7 separate regions of the Mus musculus genome follow, and all the other regions are linked to region 6. Evidence: chromatin loops called from intact Hi-C (ENCODE). Cell type or tissue: left cerebral cortex. All regions are shown on one strand.

What was found. Hi-C counts contacts between places; a loop is a spot of excess contacts. Peaks named below come from ENCODE experiments on the same cell type or tissue, not always from the same donor. Only the 100,000 strongest peaks of a DNase experiment are listed, where the experiment ranks them.
Region 1: it touches region 6 in a loop (5-fold over the local background); 5 of 42 quality-filtered maps call a loop at or near these places.
Region 2: a loop joins it to region 6, with 7 times the contacts of the local background. A loop is called at or near these places in 13 of 42 quality-filtered maps.
Region 3: a loop joins it to region 6, with 3 times the contacts of the local background. A loop is called at or near these places in 3 of 42 quality-filtered maps.
Region 4: a loop joins it to region 6, with 8 times the contacts of the local background. A loop is called at or near these places in 6 of 42 quality-filtered maps.
Region 5: it touches region 6 in a loop (2.9-fold over the local background); 3 of 42 quality-filtered maps call a loop at or near these places.
Region 7: a loop joins it to region 6, with 5 times the contacts of the local background. A loop is called at or near these places in 6 of 42 quality-filtered maps.

Annotation. Positions count from the first base shown.
Region 1 is chr1:42,713,107-42,717,106 of GRCm38, forward strand. The region is part of intron 1 of Gm46091 (predicted gene, 46091); the gene reads left to right. Pantr2 (POU domain, class 3, transcription factor 3 adjacent noncoding transcript 2) reads right to left here and starts at 348. Exons shown (of 4, transcript NR_110495.1): 1 at 249-348. In left cerebral cortex, a CTCF peak has its summit at 1,630; DNase peaks (open chromatin) are centred at 375, 659, 1,387 and 1,578; H3K4me3 peaks cover 1,478 bases; H3K27ac peaks cover 1,437 bases.
Region 2 is chr1:42,683,736-42,687,735 of GRCm38, forward strand. All of the region lies in intron 1 of Pantr1 (POU domain, class 3, transcription factor 3 adjacent noncoding transcript 1), which reads right to left. It overlaps Gm46091 (predicted gene, 46091), which reads left to right and starts at 803. Exons shown (of 3, transcript NR_168293.1): 1 at 803-975. In left cerebral cortex, a CTCF peak has its summit at 1,238 (motif pointing right); DNase peaks (open chromatin) are centred at 806, 1,223, 1,866, 2,575 and 3 more places; H3K4me3 peaks cover 3,592 bases; H3K27ac peaks cover 3,966 bases.
Region 3 is chr1:42,777,498-42,781,497 of GRCm38, forward strand. No RefSeq gene overlaps it. Among named protein-coding and RNA genes, the nearest start is that of Dalir, 29 kb to the left of the region's middle. In left cerebral cortex, a CTCF peak has its summit at 2,484; DNase peaks (open chromatin) are centred at 2,455 and 3,011.
Region 4 is chr1:41,812,442-41,816,441 of GRCm38, forward strand. All of the region lies in intron 1 of Gm29260 (a long non-coding RNA gene), which reads left to right. Among named protein-coding and RNA genes, the nearest start is that of Gm29260, 71 kb to the left of the region's middle. In left cerebral cortex, no CTCF peak of the experiment used is centred here; DNase peaks (open chromatin) are centred at 1,755 and 2,033; H3K27ac peaks cover 165 bases.
Region 5 is chr1:41,672,392-41,676,391 of GRCm38, forward strand. No RefSeq gene overlaps it. Among named protein-coding and RNA genes, the nearest start is that of Gm29260, 69 kb to the right of the region's middle. In left cerebral cortex, no CTCF peak of the experiment used is centred here; DNase peaks (open chromatin) are centred at 2,029 and 2,470; H3K4me3 peaks cover 362 bases.
Region 6 is chr1:41,886,908-41,890,907 of GRCm38, forward strand. All of the region lies in intron 1 of Gm29260 (a long non-coding RNA gene), which reads left to right. Among named protein-coding and RNA genes, the nearest start is that of Gm29260, 150 kb to the left of the region's middle. In left cerebral cortex, no CTCF peak of the experiment used is centred here; DNase peaks (open chromatin) are centred at 951, 1,400, 2,237 and 3,147; H3K4me3 peaks cover 99 bases; H3K27ac peaks cover 1,599 bases.
Region 7 is chr1:41,818,775-41,822,774 of GRCm38, forward strand. All of the region lies in intron 1 of Gm29260 (a long non-coding RNA gene), which reads left to right. Among named protein-coding and RNA genes, the nearest start is that of Gm29260, 78 kb to the left of the region's middle. In left cerebral cortex, no CTCF peak of the experiment used is centred here; DNase peaks (open chromatin) are centred at 1,842 and 2,238.

The sequences.
Region 1 (4,000 bases), 830 kb after region 6:
TCAAATGCCCGACCAAGTTCACTTTCCATCCCTTCGCTGGAAGAGGGTCACCCACTGAAAGCGAAAGCTCCGGGGATTTGAGAGGGGCAGCAAGGACGGCTTAGCTTCCTAGGCCTTCTCCCAGTACTCTCTCTTCACACCCCGCTTCAGAGTACTTCTCAGGACTTCCTAATCCGAGGTGCCCACTACGGACTAGCTTCCCCGCGCTCTCCTCAACTCTTACTGGCTCCGCCGCACCCTGGACTCACCCCACACAGTCGGTCCGCTCCATCCAGACTGGAAACAGGTCTGAGTCGGGCAACGCTGGAAGCCACATCTCATCAACACCAATCCACACCAGTCGCCTAGATCTAGGCTGCAGAGAAGCCCGCGACACGCTGCCAATGATGGTGGGGGCAGGGAGGCCATGAAGAACCGCAGCCTCCAGCTGGGTTGCGGCTTTCTTATGGAAATGACCCGCGCTGGCCTACTGGACTCAAGCGGGTTCCATAGTCCCGCACCCCATCTCTCCAAAGCTTTTCCTCCCGCAAACCCTCATCCTCCTCATCCTACCGTGGCTGAACTGGTGGGGGATGAGCTAGAGCTACGCCCCGGCCGCAGAGCGCGGGCCGGGTCTCCCCTCGGCCCGACGGGCTCCAGCTCCGCATTAAATATTCATAGCAATCGCTACTTTCTTAAAGGGGAACCCGCCGCGCGGGAAAGTTCCCAGCCAGGGGGACTCACAAAGGAAGGTGTCTGCTCCCTCCGGTCCTAGGGGTAACCGGGCACACAGCTCCTGAACACTTGGGCGAACAGGGAAGGGAAGGGAAGGGAAAGATCAGAGTACCCGCTCGCCTACAGTCAAGACACTTCCTAGAGACTGCGAAAGAAGAGATATTTGGAAAGCTTTGGAAGCCCCGATCACTCGTCGCATAATTATTTAAAAATAAGTGGTCACATCTAATGCTTCAGGGTTTCCAGGGCCTTTCATTAGTTTCTTTCATTTTATAGTTTTAAAAGGACGGTGGTTTGACTTCATTCAGGCGTCATCCGCCCGGGGACCAGAAAGTTTGCTCTGTATTGCTTGAAACATGCACTCGGGGAACTTAGAAACATCACTTTGAGAGCCTAAAACAAAACCTGCACCTGTCCCATGGCTGATGTGCAGAGCTGGAGCTTGAGAACTCAGAACCCTTGTGGGGGTACTCGTGGGGAGAATTGGTCTGAACCCCAGCGCCACTGCTCAATTCCAGGCCTCTTTCTTCCAGAGCACGGAGGGCCTGCATAGATGTGCAGTCCTCGGCCTTCCGGAGGCCGAAACCCATCTGCCAACTGCTCAGCAGGGACCAGGAGAAAAGCGGAATGGGAAAGGAAGAGGAAGCAGAGAAAGTTCTGGGCCCGCTGCGGAGGAGGCCCTGCCTGGGATGCACCCCCGCCCGGGGCCAGCTGACCCGTGACCGCTCCTCCTGGTGCCAGGCGACGCCCGCGCCCTGGTGTGCTTTCACCCCCACATCCCCCCCCCCAGCCCCCCCCCCCCCCCCCCCGCTCACGCCCACTCCACACTCTCTCTCTCGATAAGGCTCTTTTTGTTCCGGACCAGGAGCACTTTCACAAATGGTTAGAAAGTCTTGAGCGCCATCTAACGGGAACAGCAAAAAGTTGAAAGTGGGTGGAGGTTAGGACCTGTGAGGTGCCCAGGCTGGGCTCCGGAGAGTCCTTTCCCCAACTCTATCCACACTCTCAAGCCTTGACTTCCCTTCTCTTACTCTCACAACTCTCGTCCCCTAGAACTCCAGACTTGACCACTCTCGCAGGCTCACCTTTCCAGAGCCCTGGGGCAGTTGTAGGCTGCTTCTTGGACCTTCTCTTCCACTCCTGGTAGGACTGCTTGCCAGGTTCCCTGGTGTCACACCTGCCTGAATAGGGTTCTGGTATCATTCAAAGTCTTTATGGTTTTCTTTTGGGCCTGAGATGGGAAGTCTCATGAATTCGCATGAGGTGCGCTGGTTTTCTGAAATGAAAACCCGTGAGCCTAAGCTTTTGCAGACAGAAGGAAGCAGAAGAATAAAGGTAATAGCAACCACTTCAAAGTGTGCAATCTAGAGATTTAGCCTAGCAGTGGGTCTAGAAGAGCTGAAGCCTTTATCCAGGGAGAAAGGTGTGGACTGAAGCGCTGCCCTGGGGCTTGGGAGGGGCCAGTCTAGTGGAGTCTCACAAGTGGTATTAGTCAGGAATAGCCTTTGGATGTCCTGGGCAAGCCACACTGCCCCAGCCAGGAGGTGTAGCTCAGGTAGCGTCATGTGATAGGCATGTGATAGATGCAACAGGTACCTATGTACTCTCTCTGCAAGACAGAAGCCCAGGACAGACCAAAGTAATGATTGCCACACTGTCTAATTTGGTGAATCAACGAGTCTCTTTTTTGAAAAAAAAAAAAAACATAATGGGGTTACTAATAGGAGTATAGGTTAGGTGTTAATTAGATGGCACAGGGGTGACTAAAAAGCAGTGATGCCACAGGAAGCCCACTCCTGACATGAGACATCTGAAAACTAACCATTGCAGCTTTCTCTGTAGCTGTCAGTCATCTCCAAGTGGGAACTTCTCTTTCTAAGTTTGTCTAGTCGCTCTCTACCAGCCCTGCCAACTCTTTACACTTCCCATCTTACGCCCCCCACCTTTATTGTTAGAAGAAGACCTCACAAATCCTTCAGGTTTTTGTTTCCCTACATATGACCTTTTGTTTACCTCCTGATGGTCTTGAGCCTTGCCTTCTCTCCTGAAACAAACGTTTCAACTTGGAGGGAACATACCATACAGCAGGGGCCCCTAGTAGTCTCTCCCCCAAGGGTTCCTAGTCCATGTGAAAGTCAAGGGTCCTGTGTCCTGGAAGGTCCAAACTGGGGCCCTCCTAATCAGGACAGAATAGCCTGGAAAGTATCCTGGAGAACATGTAGGTGGGTGGCAGAAAGACTTGAGCAGATGAGCAATCAGGGAGAGAAGGGAGAAGAGGTGACTCCCAGGTCCAAAACCATCCTGCAGCTTTAATAGCTGCTCTGGCCCCTGAGGTTTAACAGCACAGGGACCTACCTATCTCCACAACTCAAGTACAAACAAACGAACAAATGCCTACAGGCAGCCACAAATCTGTGGCTGGTCCTGGGCTGGGGTCTGAGCTGCAGAGTTGGGCAGGACTGAAGCTTTCTGCCCACCTTCTAGAGTGTACAAAGGTCATTAGAAAATCCGGTTCTCCTCCTCGGTGGAAAGTGTAAAGGTGGTGAATGTTATTAAGGTGGTACGATGTGTGCGACATACAGCAACATGTACCACTTCTGCTCTGTTGACTGTGCATGTGGTAGTTCAGTTGGAGGAGGCACACTGACATTGCTGAGCAGCCTCACCAACACCCATTTCCAGAAGTCCTCACCTTGCCAGTGTGAAAGTCTATATCCGTTACGTGGCAATTCCCATATCTCCTCCATCAAGCCTCTGGGAAGGTCTATGAATTTAGCTTCATGTTAGTAGGACCATACAACATTAATTTTTTTCTTTCTGATCCATTTGACTTTATGTGATATCTTCAAGTTTCATCCATGTTATAGCATGTACCAGTGTTTCCTTCTCTTTTAACCTGCTTATATATCTATCTATTGATGAGTTCCTGGTTTATCTTCCACTTTTGGGTACTGCAAATAGTGATGCTATGTTTAGAGGTATGCAGAAACCTCAAGTTCCTGCTTTCAATTCTTGGGTCTATACTCAGAAACAGATTTGCTGTGTACTATAGCAATCCTCTTCAGAACTACAGGAGGAAGCTGCCTGGTGTGTTCTATAACTGCTGCATCGTTTTTTAAAAAAGACTTATTTTATTTACATGAATACATAGTAGCTATCTTCAGACACACCAGAAGAGGGCATTGGATCCCATTCCAGATGGTTGTGAGCCACCATGTGGTTGCTGGGAATTGAACTCAATACATCTGGAAGAACAGTCAGTGCTTTTAACCTCTAAGCCATCTCT
Region 2 (4,000 bases), 800 kb after region 6:
GAGGGAAAGGGGAAAAAAAAAGTTCCTGGTTAATGATTTAAAAGAGAGGAATTTATTTTGTCCCAACTTTCCTTCAACTAGTCCACTTTTGTTCTCATGTAGCGATAATTGACAGCCCCTGTTTTGTATGAAATTATGGAAATCACAAACTAGAAGAATAGGAAGTCATTATTTCAGAACTGAAAAGAGGTAGGTGTCTTTACTTCCTCCTAAAATTTCCCATTACTGGAAAGGAGCCAGGAAGTTGAAACGTTGCAAGACAGACCATGATTGTGGGCTGCAGCCCTCCTCCCTATTCCTCCAAAATAAAAAAACAAAAACAAAACAAAACAAAAACCTTTTAGTCACAGTCCTTAAGACCAAGGCGAGAGAAAACCTCTCCTCAACTCCCTAAAACGTGGCTTCTGAGTGCATGGGCCCTAGGCTAAAGCAAGACCAAGCTGTAAGATGCTGTCTGTTAGCTAGTATTGTCCCTCTAGGCTTTACTTTGGCTCACGTGGAGCCGGCTGTCCATAACAACCCCGGACCACGGACCACGAGGGACCACAAGGGAGATCTCTGAGGATCTGCAGAGATGACCTAACCGAAAGAGGGAGATGTACAGTGGATAGGAAACAAGCCTGGGGCAGACAGAGGACTCAAAGCTCTGCACTATAGGTACCCACACTGGTGGAAAACGACTAGCATTGAGCATCCTGCTGCGCCTCCTGTCCTGCCTTTCCAAGCCCTGCCCTGGCCTGCCCTGCCCCGCGCTGCCCTGCGCGCGCGCGCCTCACTCACACGCACACGCCTTAGCACACGCACACACGTGCTCATGCACACTACTCCCAGCAGTGTCTCTGTCCAGGCTCTGGGGCGACGTCCGCCTTTAAGGGGCGACAGCCCTGTCCTTCATGGAGCAGCCCCGCAAGGGAGCAGAGAGGCACGGCGGGCTCTGGAGCGCGTGGGCCGCGACCGAAGAAGCACGAAGGGCAGGTGGCTGAAGGGGGTTTTCAGTGGAGGGCGTGCAGCGGCGGGAGGGGACAGCAAGGATCTGGGGGTGGGGGTGCATTCTTGGTTGCTCTTTCCCGCAGCTGCAGAGAACTTGCCTTGGGGGGGGGGGGCGGCACTAAGTGCCTAGTCGCACAGCCTGGGTTGGGGCTGTGAGTGAGCGAATGGGAGAACCTGGCTGGCACGCGGGCAGTTGAGGTACCCAACACGCTGGACACAAGCGCGAGCCCTCTCCGAGTCCGCCTGCAGAGGGCGCCCTCACGGAGGCGCCCTCGGGACTGGCCCGCCATCCCCAGAGCACTAGGGCTAGCTCCTTCCGGAGGGGTCGGGATGGTATGGTCACATTGGTCACCATCTAAGAGACCTCGCAAGTGCGCAATCCTTTTGCTTTGTTTACTTGTTTGTTTGCTTGTTTTCTATGCTCCGTAGCTAGAAGATGCCTGGATGCAGGATGCAGGGAGAGATAGTCTGCTGGCTAAGCGATTCTGCAGGTTCACATTTCCTCTAAGGGTTTGGGAATGGGGGGGGGGGGTTGTTCCTTTTCTCTCAAAAAGCCTCGAAAGACAAGAAAAGTTTTCTACCACTTGGAGGGACACAGAAAGATGAAATATGAACCTTGCTTCATAGGGATGGCCAGAAAGTATTAGAAATCTCGTGGACAAGCTGTACCCATGGCTTCGCTGCCTGTCACCAAACAGGACACAAGCTCTTTGATGAAGCTAAGTGACCTGAGTCTCCCTTAGAAACAGGCTGGGCTTTAGGCTGGAGGAGGAAATGCCCTGTAGACATCGTGCCCCCAATCACGAGGTTTTGGCCACCCTACAATCTTGATCATATGAAAAGGAAGGAACCACATTCCCAAAAGAACAAGTTCGGGACCTCACAAGGACATCAATCGAGGCTTAATTGGACCCTGGACTTCTGCAAGTACTAGTGAGCAGATCCGGAGCAAAGTGTCTTAGTAAAGCTGAGACCAGATTTTGTGATACACAAACCCGAGTAACTCTGTCCCCAACTCGCTGCAGAAGTTCAGCTGAGCTTGAGAAAGTGGCATCCCCCCCCCCCAACCCCACTTCTGGTGCATTCCCAAGCCAAGCCAAGGCCAGAGGTGTGCAGAAAACATTTTAGAGAAACCCCATCTTATAAATATGAGAATTTCATCAGGCAGCACAGATTACTCAAAGTGTTCCGTTTTTCTGCGATCCAATTTTATTAGGATTTATTCTCATTTGTGTTCGACTTCTCTGGGGAAATAATGCTTTGATTAATGTAATCCTGGCCCAGGATCCGCCTCACGCCCCTCGACCATCTCCCAAGAGAAAGGGCCTGTTTGACAAACAATAACAGGCGCAACTCTTGCAATCTGCCCACACCTTTGGGGATGGCTGGGAAGAGGGTGACACTCTTTCACACCCAACTAGCTAAAAGCAGTGTGGAAAGGAGGGAAAGAGAGAGGGCTCTGTGGTGACGAACTTTACAGAAGCAGAGCCTTAGGTACCTGGGAGAGGGGGGAGGGAGTTCATGGGGTAGAGCCCGAGACTGGGTGTGCGAATGAGTGCGTGGATTCCAGTGCGCGCCTCTCTTCGGCTCGCTCCCAGTATCTACTTCTTTGTCCCTCGCCACAGGCCTCCACAGCAGAGATCTGCGCGCTGTGGTTGTACAGCTCCTTGACCTCAAGGGTATATACACAGCGCCCACCCGCGGCCCCAAAGCACCTAGAGAGCAGGTCTTACGGGTTAATTAACCACCCCAACCTGAGACGCCCTGCAGTCGTCAACACCCGAACCAGGAGCCCAGATCCTATGACCCAATTCATTGGTTTTCCTCATCCATCAATCCCACCATGCATCCATCCATCCTTGCATGCATACCATACAAATCGGTGGACATAAGCGCGGATAGTTCTTTGCCCAGCTACGGGCGAGAACGGGCGCCCCCTTTGCAGCTCTCTTGCCTCCTGTTCAACCAAGACCCCCTCCGCGAGAAGAGAACAGCTCAATTACGGAAAGGAGCAAAGAAACTAATTCCCGGGCTCAAACGCCCTGCCCACCGGAGCTTCTCTGGTCCCCCTTTCTGTAGCGAGTTCCCCACCCCCACGGTCCCCAGCTCAGGGGCGGTCGGGATCGCGCGGCGGTGCTAGGGGTCCTGCCCCGCTCCGCGGGAACAAAGCCCGCCGCGGGAGCTCGTGGCCGCGCTCAGAACGGGTGACAAAGGCAGGCAGGCGGTGCCAAGCTCCAAGGCAGCGCTCTTATGGCCAGGAGAGAAGCAGGCCCCAAAGATGGGTACAATTTGCACCTAGGTTTTTTCTGGGCGTGTGTGTGTGTGTGTGTGTGTTTTCTTCCTTGTGTGCCCAAAGACCTGTTGGGTGACTCAGCTTTTATCTACCTAATCCTGAATCCTCCGCAGTCTTGCCGTTCTCTCATGCCCGCTCCAGTCTCCTCCATCTCGCCCAGCTTTTTCCTCCACCTCACTCCTTTTACCTCGGGCCCCTTCTCGCTTTGAGGCTTAGCTTTTTTCCCTTTTTTCTTTTTTTCTTTTCCATGGAAAAGTACTGTTAACCGGATTCTGCGGACCGCTCTATGTTCAAATAACATTCTAAAAGACCTTTTTGGGCAGTCGCTGGCAGAAAAGGGGAAGTAATGGGAGCCTTTTAATTTTATTATGCAAACTGCACTCTAAATAAAATAAAATGCCCTTAGAATGCGTTCGAAGAAAGACAGACGTAGCCCTGAGGCCCAACAGATTCCTGCCGAATTCGGCAAATGTCCCACAAATCACATAAATGGTAGGGTCGGAGAGGAGAGGAGGACACCCCCCACACCGTTGAACGGAAGCCCCATTCCACTTGAAGAGTGGGAGCTCAAGTCTCCTGGGGGGGGGGGTTAATCATGCATTCTAACCCTGGATGAGAATTGCTGCCAAGACCCTACCAATAAAATCATACAATGTTTTAATTTGGGGTACTTTTAATGCTGTTTATTCCAAACAAAATTTTACTTGACCGATTTTG
Region 3 (4,000 bases), 890 kb after region 6:
AGAGTAACAAATCCCTTTGTGATTAGAATAATTACCTATCATCTTAGAGAGAGAGAGATATCAGATATTTCTATGAAGCCATGTGCCATGTGGTAAGGACCCTGGGCACTGAGCCATGTTGGCTCCAGGTGGGTCCTGCACACACAGCAAAGGCTGACAAGTCACACTCATGGTCCAAATCTCAGGCATCAGAGTCTGTAGGAAGGAGGCCTTCCATCCTGGCTCTGTCCAGGTATACCTGCCAGATGCAGCAATAGGGGCATTTTAAGAAGACCATTGTAAATTAGTGGGAGGAAGACTCTCAGACACAGCTTCCAAATCACCCAGGAGACAGTAAAGCGCTGAAAGAGCCAATGAACGAAATGAGCCAGCAGTGCATGTACCCTGGGCAGCTCCGCAAACTGTGGCTCCGACACCAACCAGGCTGGTGCTCACATCACAGACCTCTCTCGCAAGGCTGACTGTTCTTGCTCATGTGGGTCACGTGGTGCAGTCTATAGAGAATTGGAAACACTGGGTAATTTGGAAGGTAAACATTTTGAGACACACAAGTGCCCTGAAACAGAGAAAAGATGTGACCCTATAATTAACAGAGTGGGCACCAAGTTTCATTCCAGGGTAGCTGGTTTATTTGCTTGAAGACGTGCACCCTGTTTAAAATCCACCCATACATGGTTAAAACACAATGCACATCTCTAAAATTATTGTACAAAACAGAACATTAAGGAGGAAAGGACTCTGTCTCTCTCCTGCCTTTCTAAGCCCCTACCTGCTGTTGGTTTTAAAGGTAGTATCCTTTGCTCTGGGAGTGAGCATGGGTGCAGCAGGCTGGAGGAGTGGAGTTTTTACCCCAGTTTATCTTATAAAAGTGAACATTTCAACCAGAATGGTTGCCTCCAATATAACAAGTGTATATGTGTAAAGCTCTTGGTGGGTAGGATTCTTGCATTCACTTTGTCTGCAGCCATTATTACTAAGTCATGAACTGCATTTAACACAAGAGCCTGCAACAGGTATTATTACACAGCTAGTTATTACAATTACACAGCTAGCTTGCCCAAACTGGACATCTTGCTCTAGATTAATTTTCTAGAATTGCCATGGATACAGAGAGGGGTTGGAAGAAGATCAGGGTGTTCTCAAGATTACTCTCACCTGAGGCCTTACCTGTGTCCAATGCCTTCTCCCACAACTTCCTAGCTATAAATTCCCACCTTTCTGTGCATGGTGATGTCACCACCTCCTCTTCTTAACGGAAACCAGTCATAGTGGATGTGACCCCCACACCAGTGACCTTGACCTAGGTGTAAACCCTCCTTAAAGGCTCTTTCCCAGGTGCAGTTAGGGACTCAGAGTGGGTGCAGTGAAGACCATGAATGCCTCTGTGTCAGGAAAAACATGGTTTTTCATTAGCATTTAGGAATGACAGTTACTCAGCTTCGCACAGCTGGGTGTATAAATGAATGAATAGGGAAGCAGACACCACCTAGACCCTTTGCTTATCTTCCCTAAGGCAACCCTCCGTGTTCTCTAACAGGCTCCTGGTGGAACCAGACTCTTCTAGGCTAAGTTAGCACAAAGGAATTTTATCATAATCTACTTGGGGGTTCATTCAACTCAGGAAGCTTTGATAACAGAAACTAGTTGAGGTCTGCTTAAATTGAGGTTTGTCCAAGCCAGGGAGGAAACTGACAAGCTACCTTGGTCTTTCGATGAGAAGACCCCACACTGAAAGGTGTAATCTACCTCTTAAATAGGAGAACATGGATATTTCATAAGCTCTATGAGTTCTATACCCAGCCTCCAAAAGGGCTGACAGATGTGCCCCCTCCCTCTGGAATCTTCCCTTTAATGTCTTGTTTGTGGTAGCCTGGAAGTCTTCTTGTGGCGTTATTATATCACCCCTGAAACTGTGCGGTAGAGGGATGGATTGATTATCCTACATCTAGTTTAAGGTTTTAAAGATCTTATTTTAACTCAACAATAACTTTACACTCATGTTCATGCTCCTTTCCAATGTTCCTCCGTTAAGTTCTTGTAGACGCTCCTTTGGGGATTTAATAAAGGTGTCAGCTCAAGGAACATCTTGAACAGCATATAATTTCATCAGATATTGGTCACCACATTGCTTGAGCATGAAGCTTTTAAAGAAAATTAAAGTGAAGGAAAAAAAAGGTCTGGTATTGGTTATTAACTCTGCCTCAGGGTGACTTCTCTTCAGGGGCGATTAAATATCAGCTCTGGGCTGTTAGGTTTAGTGGCTTTGCTTGTAGATGGCACATTCTACTTCAAGGACAACCTCAACTCAAGATGCTGGGATGTTCGACAGTGGTGCTGAGGCAGCCTCTGCAAAGCCAGCTTGGTATGAAACGGAAGATGTGACCATCTCTCTATGCTCTGACCTTTCTTCCTTAAGAAACAACTTTTGCATTACCAGGTAAATGCCCTTTCCATGGGATTTCCGTGGAACGCTGGGGACATCCTGTGGTCAGTATGGCTTAAGGCAGCGATTCTCAGCCAGGCTCTCAGGGAATAAAGAGGTCTCCCCTGAAAAAAATCCCAGCTTGTCTTGCAAGACCAAAAATAAAAAGAGAAAAAGAATGAGAGGAAGGAAGGAAGGAAAGAAGGAAGGAAGAAATAAAGAGCAAAGAGAAATACCACTCTGTTGTTTCTACAATAGAAACATCACTTTTGTGAGCAATGAGATTTTTTTTTTCAGTGAATGTGAACAGCGTAAAACCTACTGGCAACAGTTTAACTGAGATCAAATGAGGCCTCACAAGCTTGGAGGAGGAGGGCCATGTTGCTAGGTGTTGCTCTTCAGCCCTACCTGCTTCCTATGATCTGCTGTTTGCAGGGTAGCTGTACTCTGGCTCAACTTCTTGTCCTCCCAGGAAGCGGGCTTCTGTGAAAGCACCCAGCGTGGCTTAACGGGAAAACAGTGGGTATTTTGGCAGCTTTACACCACAGATAGTGCCCCAGTGGCACGAAATTGAAGCCGTTTAGCTGTAAATGTGATATCGCACTTGACGATTTCCCTTGGCAAAGCTCTGGGCCGCCCACATTGAATAGAGGCAGAGAAATGGAACTTGGGTGAAAAGCCAGCCACAGGAGAAGCGGACCGAAGGGGCTCATAAACGCATTCGTCCATCATTTACCGTCCGAACGCCACTCTCCACTCAGGCTACCAGGAGCAGGCAGCCCCACTTATGCGACGGGGAGCAGGCAGTGAAGTTGCTGTTGTTCTTCTGTTTATTAAAAACGGATGGGAGCACTTGACAGAAAAATCAAACTTCTGGCCATGGCTCATTAATCCCTGTTGTGTCTGTCAAGGGGATGTGTTCTGAGTTCCAATAAGCCTGGAGAAGTAAGTTTGCTTCTAAGCTTGGGCATTTTCTCTAAGTTTGAATGGAGAAAAAGACACGCCAGTCACCTCCAAGGAGAGATAGACTCTGAACCTGTTTTTAGACCTACCTAAGTGCAATTCCGTATAAGTGACTTGGTTTAAGTGAAAAGCGATCGTCATTAATAATTTTATTGTTGATATCTGACATAGTGTCCCTTGAGGAGAGGTAGAGTCTGCTAGCATAACTTTTCCAGGATTTAACGTTTATACAGCTCTCCAGCTCTTGCAGACATATCTTAGAGGGATACCCTGGTAGACTGTTTGGATGTGCCTGAAGTCAATCAGACAAGTATAGCCCTCTATCAAATACTTACTCCTTAGCTTCTTGCCCAATTATAGGGAAAAGACCATCCTCAACTCAGACTGATTACAGCAACCCAGAAGACAGAGACAGCATCTCCTGGCCCCTTTCTTTAGAACAATTACTGTTTGTGAGGAAATCGAGATGTCAAACTCTTCGCTTTGGCTTCTGGTATAGTTACAGTTAATATTAGGGCCAGAGGAAAGGCACGTTTTCCGGCTCATTTAGGGGTTGTGCGACTCATGTTCCTGAGATTCCCAAAGCAGCCCTTCGTTCCTTTTGTGTGACAGTGT
Region 4 (4,000 bases), 74 kb before region 6:
GGCTTGTTGTACATGTTCATTTATTGGCATAGTTGAACTAAGAGAACTGTAAGGCAACTGAGAACGTCGGCTTAATTTTCCTTACATATAATAGTGACCTTTAGCTCCATATTGAAAAAGTTACCTATTATAGACTGGTAAATTAAATGAGAAGTTCCTTTAATGCAAAATAAACCAGATGGCTAAGCTAAGTTAAATGGCCTTTGAGCTTGTAAGATCCTTGGTAGAAAAATATTCTTTCTTCTTGAATAGGGAGAGGTCTTCTAGTTAAGCCTTCATAAAATAAGTGACGGGACATAAAAGCAGGTGAAGGCAATCATTCAGTGTGAGACGGCGAGGTCTTGTCCTTGGCTACTGCTGTGTGTGTGTGTGTGTGTGTGTGTGTGTGAGTGTGTGTGTGTGTGTGTGTGAGAGAGAGTGTGTGTGTGTGAGTGTGTGTGTGTGAGTGTGTGTGTGTGAGTGTGTGTGTGTGAGTGTGTGTGTGTGTGAGTATGTGTGTGTGGGTGGGTGTGTGGGTGTTCACTTTGTGCTCTTAGGCTGAGTTTTGAAACTATTGTTTTAATGCTCTCTTAATTCTAAAAATACAGCGCTTTTAATTTTTCTGGCAAAGCATATTGTTGCTGTAATTATTTATATCGGTTTTTGTGTTGTTTTATGCAGTTGGAATTTTTTTTTTAGTAAGGCATATTTCCCAAGAGGGAGGATAGTTAAATCCCTGTCCTTCCTTCCTTCCTTCCTTCCTTCCTTCCTTCCTTCCTTCCTTCCTTCCTTCCTTCCTCTCTCTCTTTCTTTTATTTATTTATTGATTGATTGATAGATTTTGCTGTTTTTGTTTATTTTGGAGAGTCTACTTCCAGACTTGCGTTCCCAGACTGACTTGGGACTCTGTATTGTTAATTACTGAAAAGCCTAGCAAGATGACCAAGCAAAGCTCTCTTATTTTGTGGCAGAAAGTTCCAGAACATCCAGTCTGCTCATGCACTCTGATATCTGTAACCTAGGGAAGTTAAAACAGAGGACACAGCAGCTTATAGCGAGTGAAGATGGAGGGATGGACAGTTAGAGAATATTTATGCATACTGAATCATTGGATTTTTTTTCATGCAGGCGAACTTACATCAAATGTTCCAGAGGTTTAAAATCATATCTCATTGTCATCACCTTTGAACAGGATTGAGTACAACGTACAGTGCAACAGGACTCTGTGCACAGAGAATATTTGAACTCTGTACCCTATAGCCGTGCTCAGTAGGTGCTAACAGTGAGTCAAAATTCCCAAGCAAACAATGATTAGAAAAATAATAAAACAGGAATTTCAGCTGCCTTTATTTTTAAACACTGATAATAATTCTGTAAGCTAATGAAAAAAGTTTTTCGTCCAAATATCTAGATTTCTGCAAGTGGTCAGTTTTTTCAATTTAATTGTATTTCCAATTGACTTTGATCATGAGTACTACTAGTTCAACCAAATATTCTTTCTGTATTTTCCCAACTATTGCACCATACAGAAATATGGGTGGGAGTTGACCCTGAATTATTTTTCTTTCTGGATTATTGGGTGTTCTTTCTTCTTGACTCAGGAGGACCTCGGAAATCTGGACATCTTTTTTCTCCCTAAGGCGCATGCTCAGAGCATTCTAATAAGGCCAGGAATGGAGTTCGCAGTCCCCTTTTACCCAGGCTCACCTCGGCCCTTTTCAGTATGTAACCTTATTCTCCATGGGATTACTCGGATGAAAACCAATTAGGGAACAGCTCGCAATCTGAATGCATACAGAAGACTGCAGATTGAACACTGCCCATGCCAGCTCCTCAGAGCGTGCAGAATGCCCTGAATGGCATAAATATTAAAGAATTGCCAGGAGATGGACACACAAAAAATTGAGGAAAGATGCCGAATGCCAAATTAGACCTGATAAAACCTATAACTGAAAGGATAGGCTTCTCTCCGCCCACCTCCCACTCCCTGCCCATTTGTATTCTTTGGGGAGGTATACCACCGGCCTCCTGAAGTGTGTTCTCCCTTGCTAATCCTTCCACAATGGTCCACATGAGTTTCTGAGGGGTCCCTCATGCCCTTCATTCTATGACTGTCAATTTCTGTCTAATAAGCCAGTCTCCCTCCCTGCTTCCTCCAGAGGCCCCCATTCTCAAGCTGGGAGGGGACAGCTGGCTCAAAGGCCATGACAGCTCTAAGAATTACTGAATGGGCAAATCAGCAATGAGCCACCACGCTTTTCAGTGTGTGCTTATTGCAATAAATGTGGTGAAGGACAAGCAGGCAAGTGAGATTTATAAAGATCCTCCATGCCAGACTTTTAGAAAGAAGTTTGGCTACCTTAGAGTCCCAGACAAACTACAAGCAGAGGGACTGATGAATGTTGTAATTATTTGACAGAGGGGATGATTAGTATTCATGCTTTCCCCTCAGTAGTTAGAAGGAACAAATTGGGGGGGGGGGGGGACTTACTTCTCTCCACATCTCTCTCCATAGTCATTTCAATGTTTTTTTCTTTCCTTTCCCTTCTTTTCTCCTTCTGTCCTTCTTTCTCTTACTCCCTCCTTCCTTCATTTCCTTCTCTCCATCCCTCAATTGTGGAAAAGTTATTGCTAGTTTGCAAGTTTAAAATGTAAAATGTTAAGGTTAGTCCAAAACTACTGGGTTACATATTCAAACCTTTAAAAAAAATTGTATTTAAATTCCCTCTTGAGCCCGACTCTGGTAATTTCATCTATCCTCACTTCTTACTATTTGTCTCATGGAAAGCATCTTCCTTGGCTACCTCATGGAGCATGTAACCCAACTGTGTCCCTGCTAAAATCAACCCACAGCTCGTGGTGTTGGGAGCTACAGAGTGGAATGGATTTCTGTATAACCAATAAGAATCATTTGCTCAATTCTTTCCATTGGGCTTTGTGAGAAGGGCAGAGGCTCATCAAGTAGGGAGCAGAAGGAAGTGATGAAAACGCCCGTGAGTTAGGAAAAAGAGTAATCTATAGAATTTTCCCCTTGATATCTCGCCGTGTGTGTGTGTGTGTGTGTGTGTGTGTGTGTGTGTGTGTGTGTGTTTGCGTGTGTGTGTTCCCATTTCTGAAAAGTGAAGCTCCATGACTAATGGAAGCTTGAAAGACAACTCAGATACACAGGTATAAAATACACATCTCTTCCCTCTTCCTTACCTTCCTAAGTTCTCCTCAGCCCCTGATCTTCATAACCATCTTCCCATGGCCCTGCCAGAACTCTGTGCCCTCTATCTAGACTGCAGAGACCCTATAATAACTCTGTGAGGCCCTGGGTTATTCATGAAAGATCTATGGTGTTTATTTTATTTACAAATAGGAATAAAATCATTTCTATTATAGAAAGTGGCTTTAAGACCTTAAAAACCTGAGGAAGGGTCAAACAGGAACTGGATACCTAAATATCAACTCTGCTTCTTGTTTCTTATTTAAGCTTTTGGAGTAAGTGGAGACCAGTGAGAAGTTTAGTCAGTATATTAGTTCTGCATCTGGAAATGAAAAAAAAAAATTCATTTCTTCTCCTTAAACATGTAGCATTATCTCCTATACCTCCTTGCAAAATCAAATGGAAACTGTAAACGTCATCTAATACCTTTACTGAGGCATAGGTTGAACTAAATGTAAAAATACAAAATATGGCTCATGACATTGAACAGTTTGAATATTCAGCATTGAATGGAAAGATAAAGTAATATAGAGACAAATTATTATATGAGATATGTAAGTTCTACATGAGATACCAAAATCAATGTCAGGATTCCAATGATGGTTAGAAAGTGGGCATTGGTGCTGTATTTTCTGTGGTAGATGACTGGACTCATAACTTTCATTTGTTTCAAAATTCATTCACATTAAACCTCCCATACAAACAGAAAACAGATTACCTTAAAAGGACTCTAGACTTGGAATTACGAGTACAGAAAAACTGAAAGCAAAATTCATGCTTAGGATCCACCTATGGCAGAGACTAAAACAGACA
Region 5 (4,000 bases), 210 kb before region 6:
ATCAGACAGGGAACCAGTGACGGATCAAAGTCATTTGCTCCTCTGACATCCAGGCACCTGGATTACAAGCAGGTTTGAAAATACCTGGTACGTGTGGTATTAGGGATGAGACCCAGGGCCTTATGTATGGCACACAAGCCTTCTATTCACTGAGCTATGCCCACAGCTTTAAAATCTAATATTTAAATGGTTGAGAATTATATATATATTTTAAGTATGGGATATCTCTTATGCAAGGACACATTTCTCTCCTCACTGAAGTAACCACAGTGGATCAGGGTTGCTTTATGAGGTTTTCAGATCACAGACACTTTTTCCACAAGAAGCAAACAATTATGTTTCATATGCATTGTTACCAAGCATATTAGATATATAATTTTGAATTTTGCTTCAACATAATACTTGACACTTTCTTCTGATATAAAACATTTTTATATACTATAAAGGGGGAAAAGGTGGTTTTCAATTGATTGTAACTCTAAGATGTATCCAACCAAGGTTTCTGCTTTTGAATCCAGAGGCAAAAAGGAAAAGAAAAGAAAGGAATTAAAGTTTTGTTCTTTAATGGTCTTTTGCAATGTTGGATCCAGATGAGGGTTACAAGCAGCAGGGAGTTCTACAGTATTGCTTTTGCAGACAGGAGTTTGTAACTTAGTTAAAATGCCCAAGGGATATGGGCAGGATCCTTGATTATCAGGTTCAAAGTTTATATGCTAATAAAGTCAAACATCATGTGTTCTATGCCATACAAATTCTGGAGGTATTCAATAGTAATTTTTCTGAGAATATGATTAAAACCACAATTTACTGACAAATGCATCAATGATGCTGCTTTTCTAAAAGCCTGATTCCTAAAGCAACATCATCAAGGACAATATGCCCATCATTCAAAAGAATTCTACAGCATACAGAAAATTTCAAGATTCATTTGAGTCACTCAGGAATTATTTAAAACTCAAGGAGAAATGCATATCACAAACAATTGCTTCAATGCCCTGCCATAATTCTCCTTCACAATGCAGGAACTACAGCCACCTCTGCCATGGAGAAAGCCCAAGTAACGCATACACACACCACACCCCACAAACACACATGCACACCCACACACCACACCATACAAACATACAAACACACACAGACGCTACACAATGCTTATATATGTAATCTATTTATCTGTGTTTATATATACATTATATACATGCATATATATATATATATATATATATATATATATATATATATAAACATATGTTGTATAAAATTTGTATACTTGTATGTAACATAATAGAAGCCATGCTAATATCAAAACTATACTATAGACTGTATACTCCCATAAACATACAATTTATATCAGACACTGGTACAATGTGTAATATACTTAGTTTCCACATTTTACATTTCAATGGAAAAAGTAACTTTTTAAATGTTGATTATTTTATATTATAGTACTATTTTGTTTCTTTTGGTTGCTGTTTTCATGTTACTTTACAAATAATGAAGATCTAAAATGTTAATTGTAATTTTTTTGTAAATCATATTTCCTGATTTGAAATGGAGGGGGATGCATTTAGCAGTAAAAAGAATACCACTCTGAACAAAACCCGCGTTTTACACAGTGAATTTGTTGGGCTGGGAACATATGTAATAGAAATGCATTATCATTTATTACTCAATTAAATGATTCTTTAATTAATTTTCATTTGTTTCTTCTGCTATTTAAGAAAAGCAAATTTCGAAAGCTTAAAAAACGATCAACTTCCCATCTCTTCTCTTCCTTGGAATAAAAGGTTTTGTTTTTTATTGTTTTGGTTTTGGTTTTTGTTTTCCCTCTTACAAGACATCAGAGCGGAGTGTGTCAGGGGAGAGAGTGGCTGGCTCAGCTGAGGAAGGATGGGAGCAGGCAGATTTTTGGCAGAACTGAATGTGTTAATCTGCAGTGAAATTAGCGATTTAAAAAAGTATTTCTCAGCTGCACATCTGAAAAAAAATTATGGGTCTAATTTTCCTTTGGAAATTTAAAATGTTACAAACTCGTAAAGATATAATTATCTGAGTTTTTCCACCCCACACTCGCCATGCACACAAAAAGGAGTGGGAATTATGTATGGATGTAAATGGGGTGACTACTGCAAAGAATTTAGAAACATTTCAATAAACATACTTGCAAATATTTTCGGTATTTTAAAAAAGTAGGACACATATGTTAAAGCTGAGTGAAGAGGGTCTAAAAGGGAATCTCCAAGCGTGCAGTTTGCTTCTATATTTGTGTGAACCATTTGGTTAAGTATTTTGCAAAATATCTACACTTTATTTTCCAGTCCTTCTGGGATTTTCAAAATACTGTATATCCTACAATAGACTTTTCAACATATGTGTAAGCTGTGGTGTGAAAATAATCGTGGAAATAATTCTAGATCTATATAATCCCACAACCTACTTGCCTTGAATTGGCTGCGTGTGTTTTTCATGTAAGTATGCACAGAAAATATTCAAGTGTTTCACACAAAACTCATTTAGATCCCAAAGCATCTCTGGGGTTGGCACGGCGTTGCCAACCCTGAAGAAATTAGACAACATTTAATAACATCAAGCAGGAGAGCTTCCGCTTTGTCAGATTCTTCTAAAAGTTTCGTTTGAATATAGAGATGTTTAGTTCAAGTGCTCATTCTTTCATATATTTGTAAGTAGGAAATGTTAAACACATTTAAGTTTCTTAAAAATTAATTACTTAATGCTTTTCCAGGAAAAACTTAGATTCCTAAGTAGTAAGTCTTTTTGTTTCCATAACTCTCATAGGAAAGAGTTTTCTGTGGTTCCGGGGTCCCTCCACACCTCTCTCCTCAGAAGTTGTTAGAAGGAGGTTTAAAATAGCCAAGGCTTTTCTTTAACCTTTTCTTTCCTAATTCTCCTCCTCCAGCTTTTCTTTACCCATTTAAGATGTTATAAAAATTAGCGAAGAAAATGCTAGCACTCAGCAGAACTATACACATTCGGGTGCTAAATAAATACTTTTGATGGTGATGAATGCTGGCAAGCCTCCATGGAAGAAAGACCTTACACAAAAGATGTTATAATTATTATGTTTAAATGATTATGCTATAATTATTATGTTAAAAATCTCCCATGCTTTCAGAGCAGCTCAGCAGTGGCAGGGCTGTGACATCCCCATTAAGCCTTATCTATTGCTAAGGCACTTGCCACCTTCACAGGCAAGCCATTCGAAGACAGTGGTGTGGCCAAGCTAGAGCAATCCTGAGTAACGGGAGGGGGACACCGTGGTGGCAGGCTGTGCTTTCTCTCCTTTCCCTTTTTGAGAGGCGTCCTGACACCAAAGAATTACATCTTCAAATTTTGCTACAGGGAGATCTTGGTTCTTTTGCTTCACAGACTGCTGGAGCGATGACAGGGAGTTCGCAGGGATTTACCCACCTCTTTGGTGTAACAAACACATATTTCTCTATAGGGGAGATGAAAAAGCTGGACAAATGTTAAGTATTTTATCAGAAGATGGAATCTTCCTAAAAATGATCTTTTGATTCTAAACCAGCTCTTGGGTTTCCACGGGTTCAGAGATGCACACAGTATGTCAGAGATGCACACAGTATGCTCACGTTTACAGGTTTTCTGGGGACTTTTATTCTAGGTTAAGATAACAGCACCTCAGATCACCAGGGCTTGTCAACCCTGAGAGAATCAGAAAAGATAAAATTTCCTACTCAACAGCTCTTAACTTTGTCAGGTTTCTCTAATAGCTCAGATAAGATGTAGAGATGTTTAATTCAAGCATTAATTTTACATGTGCTAATAGGAAATGTTTCAAAACTTAATTATTTAATGGCCAGGAATAATGCTGTGCACCTCTCTCAGGAGGGTGAAAGTGGAGAGTTAGAAAAAATGATCTAAAGCTTGCCTTGCATATAAAGTAAGACTATATCACAAAAATACTAAGCAAATATCAAAAAGCATTGACACATAGATGGGGTACCTTTGGCAGTGTGTA
Region 6 (4,000 bases):
AGCAGCAGCAACAACAACAACAGCAACAACAGCAACAATAACAATTCCTTTGCCTCAGAGAACCTACATTCTAGTCAGTGGAAGACAGAGGGAGGGTGCAGGAGCGAAGGAACACTTCAGATGTAGAAAGGCTCCCAGAGATGGGGGGGGGGGTGGGGAAGGAAGCAAAGAATAAGCACAATGTTCCTTGGGTGGGTGGGGCCTGTAGAGGCAGCAAGCAGTACTTGGGAACCTCAGTAAAGACATAAGGAAACTATAGAGACCGCCTGACCGATGATGTCAGGAGTCAAGAGAAGCACCCGATTTGCTTTCTCTTACATTGTCAGTTGGCACTGACACTATACATGGAGTTGTCTTCTATCCCATCAGAAGGCATGGCAGGTCCTGACAGGGTCACCATTCACACAAAATTTAGAGATCCCAACCCAGGATTCTAACTAAGAAGTTTCCAGATTAGGACTAGTAGTCATGATTGGTACTTGCCAGGATCCGTGGAGATCAGCAGATACCAGGCGATAGCTCCTTTGTATGTGTCATCCTTTGGAGAGCAGTCTGACTGTCTGACATATTTAAGAAAACAAGATAATAAATACAACCCAATGGTTTTCTTTAATATTAACATGAAGTAAACCAGTTTTTCCTCTCCCAATTTTCTTTATGAAATACCACCAAAGGCATCACTGGTGTTGCTTCCTGCGATGCAGGAACTCGGTAATCGTGCACAACGTGCACACTCTTGTTCAGCTGCTCAGCACATGGAAAATCCTCAGGCTTAGTCCCTTTAAAGCAGGAGAGTTTCCGCCAATATTTCTGTGCAGGGACTGCAAGGTACAAAGTACATCTGCTCAAGACAAGCACAGTAGGCAGAACCCAAGAGCCAACACGGCACTGCTGCATTGTGGAACATGTTCACATGCATTTCTTTGCCAGGTAGGTCCCCAAAAGTTCCTAAGTCCCGACGGGTGAATATCAATTTTGTGTGACTTAGTTTGGGGAGTCCTATCCTTCTGCATTCCATATGCTGAAAATCACACTTGCATGAAGGCTCCATCGGAAGCGGGAGTCTACTCCGAGGTCCTTGGAGCACCAAGAGCCAATTTCTGTGCCAACCAATCTTTCCTCGTCTCCTACTTCTGTCACTATGGCCCCTTCCTTTCATGTCTGTGTGCCCTTCCTGAGATAATTAACTCGTTATCTAATCCAGAAAATTCTTTTTTTTTTTACTTGCTTGGCTTCTTTGCTTTAATAAAACAAAGCTGAAATCTAGGCTTTGCATTTCAACTTCAACGTCCTGGACGAGACACTGGGAGGAGAGGTGGGTGTGGGGTGCTGGTTTCATGGCATGTGTTGAGCTGGCAGGAGCTAAGATCCCTAGGAGAAAGGATCTCTGTAAACTGACTGAGCTTCAGACTCCTGGCTTAGAGAACAGCTGCTCTGGGTTCTCGGTGGGGATGGCAGTGACCCCCAAGCACCCTGAGGGTGTGGCTGGAGTGCTGTGCATATTCCAGTCACTTCCTGCAACATTTGGCAGGCAGTGCCCAAGCAGCAGGGAAGGGGTTAGGGTGAGGGGGCCCAGTCATGCTTGCTGCAATTGTCCCTGATTGATGAGGCCAAAGGACTGTGGAATCTGCTTCCATTGAACGGAGTGCTGAGAGTGCTAGGCTGTGCTTGCATGTAAAAGATATAAAAGTTTGAACATGATCTTACTTTATGATGAGGAAAAATATCCCTACTTTTAATCTATTTGTCTTTTTAAAGGCAAAATGTAAATACCATATTTTTCCTATCATGGAAACTAAACAAAAGAAAAGAGTTTTAAATTATTCACAGAGGAAACAAATCAGGAATCCTGAATTAGACTGAAATATTTAAAGCAATGGCTCTATTCAACTTGCCAGTAACTTCTGCACATCCTGGAAAATAAAAAAATAAATAAATAAAAATTGTAATGGTCTCAAAGCTAGGAGAAAAATGACAACTTCTTTTAGCTGGAAAGCAAAATAAGCATTAATATTTCTTCACCTGGAGAGAAAGTTATTTTTTAAATTTGTAATTTAGTACTTTTCCTGTGATATTTAGACATCCATCATTTAAATACAGGAATGGATAGCTGCATCTCAGGACCTTGAGCTCTCCCTTGCTTCCTTCTGTTGGGTTTAGATTGACGTAAGTACGTGAAATGGTCCAAGACTGCTTTTCCTGTCGACTGTCCACTCACACTGTGCTACTGTGGTGCGGATTGTGCCCAGTTAGACTTTGGGTTTTTCTATAAATCTCCAAAGGCTGTAAACACCAGCAGTCCCCAGTGGCTTAACAACATCACCCCCCCCCCCCCCAACCACATAATTGCTAAATTGTGCATGTCAAATGGCTGCAGGATATTCTGTCCCATTTCCAGCAGGTTATCGAGGCAACTTGCTGGAGAATGGTGTTGTTTATGTGTCCTTTAAGTTGGAAACTCAAAGGTCAAGAGTGGCCAAAAGCGTTTTCAGTGAGTAACTGCTCCCTTTGCCCTGCTCCTTAACAGGCCTCTCCAGAGATCCTTACCATTACGATGAAATGTGAGTGTTTAGTTTCTAAGCCAAAGCTCACCCTTATTCCCTGACTTTATTGTCCTTAATCACAATGATTAGTCATTCCATATATTTATTAGATGCCTGTGCACAACTTAACGTGATAGTAGTGATACATTTTTCTCATAATGATTTTAAAGGCATTTTTAAAAAAAAATACGTATTTTAATGCTTTAAATTCAAGTACAAACAGTAATTAAATATCAAGTGTACAATAGTATTTAGCCTGAGTATGATAGAAGAGCCCTTATTTGTAGTGGGACAGAAATGTCTCTCCTTAATGAGAGAGTGCTTTTTTGTCTGATCTCTGAGCTGACTTAAAAGTAGGGAGTTTCAATTAATATCCTGTAACCCTGAGCCGTATGAAGCCATTTAGCAAGCAGTTCTGAATCTCTGCCCTTTCCCCGTGTTTTCTGAGAGTCACACTCTACAGCAGTCACCACTGGTTGTTCTAATGCTTAAACAGCCACTGCAAGATAAGACTTCATCTTGACAGCTGAATCAGTTGTACCAATTAATTACTAGGGAATAGTTTCCCGTTCCCAAAGTGAAGACTACAAAAAAATGTATCCCCAAATATGCTGCAACACTTAACTGTTCTCCTCAAATCATAACCTAAGATACCTTTGCGATGACAAGACTTGGAGCTCATGAATCCTGTACCCCTGGGAGGACAAGTATCCGGGAGAGGGACTTGAGTTTTCCAAGTGGGGGTTAGACGCAGATGACACACACACATATCTGATCAAACGTTTATGATGATGCTGCATATGTGATCTGTGGTCTTCCCGAAGAGGTTTCTGTTTCTTCTACCCCTTTTACTTAATTGAGGTGATATCATTACAAGAAATGTAGTTTATCCATGTAAAGGCAGAAGGAACAAAAGGACCCACTGATCCCCAGTCTGGGACGCTGCACTCAGATACAAAGATCTCAGCAGCATCTGAAACAAATGAAAGCAAAAGCAGATTGTCATCAAATCTTCAATTTTTTTCCACAAAAGTTTGATGCATATTTCTTTGGGGAATCGTTTGCAAATGATATATAAAATATGTGAAATACAATTGTAAACAGACATGCAATTTACCCAGGTTACAATCTGTTCCGTGATCTTTGTTCACTCTCGAGGAAAAAAAGAGACAGGGTATGCCATTTGGAACAGGATTGGGCTACAATAAATCTCATATTGAATTATTAGAACTGACATTATTAATATTTTTAATATTCTATGGCTTTCTCTTGATTCCTTGCATTCCATGTCTTTAGTAAACTCCAGGGCCTTAATCATTTTAAGATTGCCTGTGTTCTCAATAGCTGTTGTCTGGTATGCAGCACAACCTCTTTGAATGTCAATAAATATGCATGGCTACAAAGAGCGCTGTATCAGACCCTCGGATGTCTACAGCCTTAACTGCTATATGCAGTGT
Region 7 (4,000 bases), 68 kb before region 6:
TCTGTTTCATTGATCTGCCTCATTTAAAAAATGAGTTGGATGTCCAGTGACTTCAAAATTTGGTAAAAACATAAAATTCCTTTTTTTTTCTTTGTCAAGATTCGTTGATTATGTGTGTGGAAGTCTATGTGGTCAAGTATCAGCTGATTACATTTGTGAGGTCTGTTTCCAAGCCCCCAACTCTCTATCACATCTATAGATTTGCAAATACCCTACTGTCTCAATACTCTATTGGTTCTAAGCTTTAAATTTTGAGCATACACTTTACAATCAGTTTGTTGATGCCTATGGTTGGATTGGTTCAGGCAGCCTGCTCTCTTCTGATCAATATTGGCTGGTGAACTTGCACTTTGACTTTCTGAGGGTTTTTGATTCATCTCTTCCAACAGATTGTGGTAGCTATGGTCATATTTACTTTTGTACGTATTTTGCTATATTTATATGTAAAAGTTTACATGTCCTTTGTTTTGTGTCATGCTAGAGAAGGCTTTTATTTCTTAATTTTTAACTTTTTCTGTGCTGATGTCCAGGGGAACAATTGTTATTTTTATATTATAAAAATATTATATTCTATGCGGCAGCCCTACTAACACTTCTTATTAGTTCTCAAAGTACTTTTCAAAATTAAGAAAAAAATGAAAGATTTTCTTACATGTATAAGTGTTTTGCCTCCACATATGTTGCGTATTGTGTGTATTTCTGGTGCCCAGAAAATTCAGAAGAAAGATAAATTCTTTGAAACTGGATTTTCAGGCAGTCATGAGATACACTGTGGGTGCTAGGAACCAAAAGGTGCTCTTTAATGCTGAAACATCTCTTTAGACACTCATTTTTAATTTTAAATCTAGTCTTGGGGATTTTTCATGAAGACAGCTAAAGCATTTATGAATAAACACAATGCTGTTTATTTATTCTACTCTGTATTTGTCTTCTTTGACTGTCTTAGTGAACTATCTAAAATTTTAGGTGACTGTTGAATAACAGCAGCAAGGAAATGGCATCACTAGCTTCCTTCAGGTTTCAGAAGCAACGTGCCCAGTTTCTTGCTGTTATTTTGATACTTGCTATATGGTTCAGCAAGAGTAAATGCTCTTCCCCAAGTAGAAGAGAGTTCTAGTACTCATTGTGGTTCAGATTTTTTCATAGAGGGGTGTGAGTTTTCTTCAAACACTTTTTCTCTAGTTACTGTACTTTTAAACTTAGTTTCATTTTTAATTTGAAATTCAGAAACTAGAAAGATTTTTTTTCAGATGGCAAGGGCACTACCCTACTCTGTAACTATTTCTAGAAATCATCAGTCTTTCACAGATCTGTATGAATGATTCGCTACTTCTGCTTACAAGCCATTTTGGGGGGTGGGACGGGGAGAGCATATTTAATTTCCTTCTCCACAAAGCAGCTTAAATGCTATGACTCTGGAAAGAAAGAGGGATGCACTGGAGTAGTAAGAAGAACATCTCTGCTATAGGACTGATGGGTCTGTCACCATGACTATTATGACTCATAACATTTCACTCAGTATTAGTAACTTTAGGGTATGTATGGTACCTTTGGATAGTTGTTTTAATTGTCATACAGAACTCAACAGCAAAGCCAGAGGGTGAAAAATAAGATAGTTAATTAAACACAAAAACATCCCCTCAGGTACAGAACAAGAGATGGGAAAGTGCCCAAGACAAAAGTATAGTTAACTATCTGCCCAGATCTGTCTCTCAGTTCATCCTTGTTGCCACCCTCTTGACTCACACCAAAGGCATTTATTTTGACCTCCAATCACAGGAAAGGTGGACGTTTCTAATTCTATGTAGCCCTCTTACCCTTCACCGCCAAGAATGAAAAGCATGTCTAGGTTCCTAGCTAACATAGAGGACACAGTGTTGTTGCTCCAAGATGAGCCAAAAAGAAGAAAGGGATCAAAGCCTGACTTGACATGTATTAAGAAATTGCTCACATGTGGCAAACCTCTAATTCATACGACTTGTTTCCACGTTGGTTCGTATGTATGTGCATGCATATTTGTTTGTGTGTTTTGTGGTTTTGAATGTGTGGTTGAATCCCATGCCTTCAGGAATAGCCTCTAAGACTCAAAATATAGCAAGCCAAACAAGGATCTAGGGATTCTCTGGATGATGTTGGATGGTGAAAGTGGAGGAAGCTTTTTTTACATTTTCAGAAGCAAGTCACAGTTTGGCAGAGTTCATTATTTTTTTTATAACTCTACTAAATTGTAGTTTAGCTTGCTTCTACTTATAGTGGGAAAGGAAGAATGAATTTCTGAAGGAAAAAAGAACTGCCATCTGGGCTCAGCTATGACCCAGTCAGAGTGGTGCCGCCCTGTGTAAGATTCATAAGACCCTTGTAATTGCAGTTGTTGTCCTGAAACAAAGCCTCGAGGGATGCATGCTATCCATGGACTCTAAATGACGGCAAACAAACAGATTGCACAGTGGTCATCAGTGGGAGAGGCTGAAACGAAATCACACATGCCCTTCCTATATAAGCCCGTAATTGTCTACAGTGATGAAAAGCAGGTCTGCAGATCCACCATCCTTCCTACCATCTAAACATTCCATCAGCCATCCCAAAACATTCTGCCTAGTCTACTGAAATTAGAGAGGAAGGAAAATTAAATTTCTTACACCCCTGATCAATTTAGTAATTAGCACCCCAATAAAAAAAAGAATTAAGGTCCTGGTTCTGGCATGGAAAACCCTGGCATTGCCTTAGAAAGATAAAAGATTAGTTTGCCCACAATGTTTATAAGTGAACAATTTCAAATGATTTAAAATTAAATATTGGCTAGTGTGTATATGTGTGTGTGTTTGTGTGTATCTTTGTGTGTGTCTGTGTGTTTGTGTATCTGTGTGTGACTGTGTCTGTGTGTGTCTCTGTATGTATTAAACTACTTGTCTGCATCTGAGAGTTCATTCCACAAGCAAGTGGCTGAGCTGGGATAAATCAACCACCTCTCTGGGGTTTTAAGTATTTTCTTCCACTTAAGCCTTGAGTCCTTATTTCACCTGCATTGTAGGATCACTGGAGATTTTTAAGAAATAATCATGAGATTGCTCAAACCACTTCCTACACGGCAATGCATTATTATACATTTTAAAATGTAGAACCTAAGTTTTCTACTATTTCCATTACTACAAAATTCTTATGCTGTCCTTCATGTCCCACACTCTTTTCTTAGCATTCAAAAAATTCTGCCCTATCCTTTATAATTTCTTCCTAAATTCTTGCCCGGAGTTGATTTCCATTTTGGGGGGTAAATTGAGGTTTGGGTAATCTGTAGCCATACTGATTCAGGTGGATTTTCTTTGGAGAAGTTAAAGCTTTACTTTGTAACAGGCTACTTCCACATTTGAAGACTCATGCATAGGTAGAAATAGGGAGGTCACCTTCCAGGAATAAACAGGAGGGAAAAAAAAAGAAAGAAAGAAAGAAAAAGCTCTGTTTTCAACTTTGATAGAGACAAAAAAGAAATCTCAAAATTGTCTTTCTTAGGAGATTTATACAGCCCACATGTGAGAGCACAGTGGGCTGTATTCCTAACCTAAGAGGTTGAGGCAGAAAGACTGCTATGAGTGTGGGGGCAGCCTAGGGTAGACACTGAGTGTCAGCTAGGGCAACATAAAGATGTCACACAAAGTTTTCTTCCAACAAAACTCAAGTCTTAATCAGTGCATCCTAAGCTTTTTAAACTGGTTTTATGTTCTTCCTTCATATTCAATAGTATCACAGAATTAAATGGCAGCGACTATAACCTTATCTTTAAGATAGTTTTAAAGAGCTGTGTCAAGAGGTGTTCGCTCTTACGGGACGCATGCTAGCATGAAAACTACAAATAAAATGCCAGGAAACAGTTCCTAATTGTTCTCCAATTAGTTAATGATTTCTATGCTAACATCCTTAATTTTTTCTTCTAGAAATTCAGATAAGTTAAAAACAATGAAGGTCAAATTATTTGCACAAATATTGATGAAGCTAATTCCATTCT